2 separate regions of the Homo sapiens genome follow, and region 2 is linked to region 1. The links are chromatin loops, found by intact Hi-C in ENCODE. Cell type or tissue: chondrocyte. All regions are shown on one strand.

Region 1 (2,500 bases):
CCCGTAAATACTTCTGAATGAATGAATGACTCTCATAGGGTTTACCCTTCCGGTTGTGTATTCATTCATTCAACAAGCACCAACTCTTGAATATCAGTTTTTGGGCAAGCAATGGGCTTACTACTGAGAGATGTGCAATGACCATTCAGATGGGGTAACCTCATCCTGGGTCCTCTCCCACCCCTAGCCTGCACCCCTAGCTACACCCATATGCTCTGTGGAAGAGGAAGTATTAACAGTGCTGCTTCCCAAAGCCAGGGACTAGACTGTTGGGGCTGATTACTGGGGCTTTGGATAAGAGGGGAGTGGAGGGGCAGCTGCTGACAAGTTGTTCCCAGAAATTGTTCAATCATCCTGGGGTTGAACACGTCCCGACATCCCTGAAGAGCAGCATGCGGATGAGCCACGGCTCCCTGCCAGGGACAGCAGCAACATTCCACGCACAGCGCCAGGGCTGATCATCCCCAATGCAGGGCCCAAGCCCCTTTGCCACTGTGTCTTGACAGCCAGGGGGTTCTCCTTCTGCCTGGGCCCCATCACAGCCCCTTCACTTATAGGGTGTAGTAGCAGAATTGTTGGATGGAATCCAACAATTGGGTAAATAGGAGATTTTAGGGGAAATTAAATAATTGAGAGTGATTCTGCATGAATTCTCAAGAAGAATATCTTTCATACATTAAAGCAGATTTGCTCAAATGCCCTCATGTCAGAGGCAATGCCAAAAAGAGAGTGCTAATAGATTTGTAGAAATTTTATGTATTTAGATCAGGGTTTCCCTACCTCGGCACTATTGACATTTGGGGGTGAAGGGTTCTTAGTTATGGGGGCTGTCCTGAGCAATATAGACAGCATCTCTGTCCTCTGCCCACTAGATGCCAGAGCAAGCTCCCTTGCTGAGACCACCAAAAATGTCCCTGGACATTGCCAAATGTCCCCTGGGGGGCAAAATCTTCCACGGATGAGAAGCACTGATTTAGATGTATGAACCCACTGAATAAAGGATATTGATTTTGCACTTGCAATCTACAAGGCCTTGGGCCTCGGGCTTCCTGGGCTTGAATCTTTGTCTTGCCACCTCTCCTCTGTGTCTCAGTCTCCTCCCACCTGCTCCAGTAGGCGCTTTGAGGCTCAGAAGAGTGGCCACATGCAAGGGGTCCCCAGCACGCCTGACACGTGGTAAGACTCAGTGAGCACCAGTTCTGATGAACAGCCACTGGGGTGGCCATGAGTCCCTGGAGGAGGATTTATAATGCGGTGGTACAGTTCTGTTTTACAATTTCCTATAACGCACTGTCACATCTGGTGCACTGCCTTCTCTCGGTAATGACCTTTGCTGTTCTTTTTTCCACTGTTCACGTGGGCCCGGTTGTTTATGTCTCCGCTGATGCAGTACTTGGCGGTGGCCATCTCAATAAAGGGCAGAGGAAATGGAACTGACTCACCTTCTGTGCGCCCGGAATGCAAAGTGGAGGCCTGAGCTGTGGCCTCGGCGGGGCACGGAGGCCGCGATGTCCTGATTCTGTCAGCAGGGGGCAGCAGCAGCCGGGAAATTGTCTGCTGCAGGAGGGCAGAAGGGCTGCCGCCTTTTGACTTATTTGCTGCCGCCTTTATTTAAAGTTGAGCAAATCATCCCTCCAGAGCCACCCGGAGGCCCCCTTTAACAGCCCGAGATACTCCATCTGCAGAAGCCAAGAGCCGCTTTTCCAGAACGTTCCACATTAGTGCATCTCTGTCCGTTTGCTCGCCAACTGAGAATGAGAGGCTGAGACATCACCTGGGCGCCTCTCTTTGAGGCGCGGTGCTTTGATTTACATCCCAGAGCCAAGGGCTCCTGAGTCCTGCTGGAGAGTTCTTCTCGCACCTGCCGCCTTCCCTCACTGCCCCCTTTCCACACTCCACGCATAAAGCCTGGGTGGTTGTGTTCAAGGAGGGCCAAGGAATTCTGGGTGCCCCAGGCTGAAGCTATGTCAAATTCTGCTAGAGGCAAAGTTGAGTGGGTCCCTGACACTCTACCCTTTTTTCCCTTCCCCGGCCCCCACTCCATATAACACCCTGCAGCTGCGCGACACAGTGCCCTTCCCAGAACAGCCCTCCCCCGGCAGCTGCACCCACCACACTCAGGGCCCATCTTAGTTGATTCCTCACCTCATGCACTTGGAAACTTAATAGCCCAGTTTCATTCTCGCATCATACCTTGGAATACGCCGTAGACATCCTGGGTTCCATTTTCCACCCAGCGGCCAGCATCGTCCTTTACAAATCTTAATTTCGGATAGGTAATCTCACCCCAAGATTCAACATTTAAAAGAGAAAATCTACAGAGAACGTCCCCTCCGTCCCGCCCCTGACAGTTGCTTATGTACCCTTTCGGAGAGATTTTACATATATCCCAGCACAAAAGCACATACACATTCTTTTTTTTTTTTTTCCTTGGGACAGAGTCTTGCTGTTTCCCAGGCTGGAGTGCAATGGCGCAATTTCGGCTTGCTGCAATCTCCGT
Region 2 (2,500 bases), 480 kb after region 1:
AAGCCCCCTCCCCTTCCTACCCAACCAAATCCTCTTCCTACTGGACCTTGGGGTGCCCCCTCTAGGCCCTCAGCAGTCACCACTCACCCCCTCCCTTTCTTAGCCCAGTCCCAACCTTATCGTGGAAGGGTAGGAACAGAGTCCCAGCCCAGCCTGCCTGTCCACCTTCAGGCACCAAACACCCTGAGGTCTGCACCAGCCGTTGCTCTAGCCCAGCGGTCCCCAACCTTTTAGGCACTAGGGACTGGCTTCGTGGAAGACAATTTTTCCACGGATTTGGGGGGATGCTTTTGGGATGATGCAAACACATTTATTGTGCACTTTATTTCTATTATTAATTGTAATACATAATGAAATAATTACACAACTCACCATCATGTAGAATCAGTAGGACCCCTGAGCTTGTTTTCCTGCAACTAGACGGTCCCATCCGGGAGTGATGGGAGACAGTGACAGATCATCATCAGGCATTAGATTCTCATAAGGAGCCTGCAACCCAAATCCCTCGTATGCGCAGTTCACAACGGGGTTCATGCTCCCATGAGAATCTTATGCCACGGCTGATCTGACAGGAGACAGAGCTCAGGCAGTAATGCGAGCAACGAGGAGCAGCTGTAAATACAGATGAAGCTTCTCTGGGGACCCCTACGCTAGTCCACAGAGGCGGGAGAAGTGGAGCGGCTTCTCCTCTCCAAACAATGCACCCCTCCATCCCCATCTCATCTCCTCCCATGGGCAGGTCTTGGGCAAGGCTTCATTCTCACTAGAAAAATCACCCTCCCTCCCCCATGGCCTTCCGGCTCCTGCCTTTCTCCTGGAGCCCTGGACCCGGGTGTCCATCCTCCAGCTCTGGGTGGTCCAGGGGCTTCTGATGCTGGGCATCTGGACATGGAGGTTGTGGGGAAAGGTTCCTTGAATAGTCGGGGAGAAGGGTGGAGAAGATCGGCCCTTGCCAGCAAGTCCTCTGTCAGGCCAGCATCCCATGGTTAACAAGCTCGTTCTGGGTCCATTTCTCTGGGTAAATGGCAGTGTACAAATAGAAGTCCCTGCCCCCAGAGAGCTCACATTCCAGGTGGGAGACAGACAATAAACAAGCTAGCAACAAATACAATCACAGTGGCAGGTGGTGAAAGCGCCATGAAAAAATGACCAAGGAGCCTTCGCTCACACACTGGATTTCTTCTGGGCGCGAGCAGAAAAACCGGCGAATCCTGATCAAGAAGGCACCCTCTGGTGGCCATATGAGGAATAGGCCACAGTGACACCAGGGCGGACGCTGAGAGACCCGGTGGGGCCATGGCAGTGTCCAGGCAAGGGGACGGAGGCTTGGGCCAGGGAGGTGATGGTGGGAAGTGTAAGAAGTGGCTGGACGGAGAGTTGGTATTGTAGAGGCTTTAGGACTTGCTGAGGGAGTCAAGAATGATGTTGGGTTTCATTCTTAGCACCTTGGCGGATGGAGGCACCATTTAACTAGGAGGGGGTGGCCGCGGGAGGAGTGGGCTTAGAGCATCCAGGAATCAAGCTTCTGTCCTGGACATTTTGGGTGAGAAGCCTGTTGAACATGAAGCTGTTGAGTGTTTGGATAGAATATTCTGGAAAAGGGGAAGGGTCCAGGCTGGAGGCATAAGCGTGGAGTTGTCCCAACGTAGATGGCATTTGCTATTGACCGAGTGTTTACATCCCTGAGAACGTATATATTGAATTCATATGTTGAAAACTAATTCCAGCGTGATGGCATTTGAAGGAGAAGCCTTTGGGAGATGATTAGGTCATTAGGGAAGGGCCCTCGTAAGTGGGCTTGTCACCTTTATAATACAGGCCCTGAGAGCTAACTAGCCCCCTCCACCACGTGAGGATACAGTGACGAGTTCACCATCTATGAACCAGAAAGCAGGTCTCACCGGACATTGAATCTGCTGGCACCGTGGTCTTGGACTTCCCATGCTCCAGAACTCTGAGAAATGAGTTTCTGGGGTTGTTGTTTTGTTTTGTTTTTTGAGACATGGTCTCACTCTGTCGCCCAGGCTAGAGTGCAGTGGTGAGATCTCAGCTTCGTAGTATATTTTGAAATCAGGTAGGGTGATGCCTCTGGCTTTGTTCTTTTTGTTCTAGATTGCTTTGGCTACTCAGGGCCTTTTGTAGTTCCATACAACGTTTAGGGTTTTTTTTTTTTTTTTTCTGTGAAAAATGACGTTGGGATTTTGATAGGGATTGCACTGAATCTGTAGCTCTTTGGGTGCTATGGACATTTTAACAATACTGATTCTTCCATTTCATGAACACAAGATATCATTCCGTTTATTTGTGTTTTCTTCCATTTCTTTTAGGACTCCAGAGACTAAGTCAGTATTTAAAGCAGCAGGAGGCCACCCAGGGAAGGAATGCAGCTCAAGACCCCATCCACCCAGCAGCAGCAGATGGTGGTGGGAGAAAGTCTAGGGGGCAAACTCCACTTTCAGCCTCAGCAAGGACCCTCACTGAATGCTAGGGGGCTCTCTCT

What was found. A loop is a pair of places that touch in the nucleus more often than their neighbours do. Peaks named below come from ENCODE experiments on the same cell type or tissue, not always from the same donor. Only the 100,000 strongest peaks of a DNase experiment are listed, where the experiment ranks them.
Region 2: a loop joins it to region 1, with 6 times the contacts of the local background. A loop is called at or near these places in 12 of 110 quality-filtered maps.

What each region holds. Positions count from the first base shown.
Region 1 is chr22:36,780,679-36,783,178 of GRCh38, forward strand. No RefSeq gene overlaps it. Among named protein-coding and RNA genes, the nearest start is that of IFT27, 5.8 kb to the left of the region's middle. In chondrocyte, CTCF peaks have their summits at 1,525 (motif pointing right) and 1,732; no DNase peak of the experiment used is centred here.
Region 2 is chr22:37,259,810-37,262,309 of GRCh38, forward strand. The region is part of intron 2 of LOC107985576 (a long non-coding RNA gene); the gene reads right to left. Among named protein-coding and RNA genes, the nearest start is that of RAC2, 17 kb to the left of the region's middle. RefSeq lists an enhancer at 792-1,331. In chondrocyte, CTCF peaks have their summits at 152, 1,241 (motif pointing left) and 1,474; no DNase peak of the experiment used is centred here.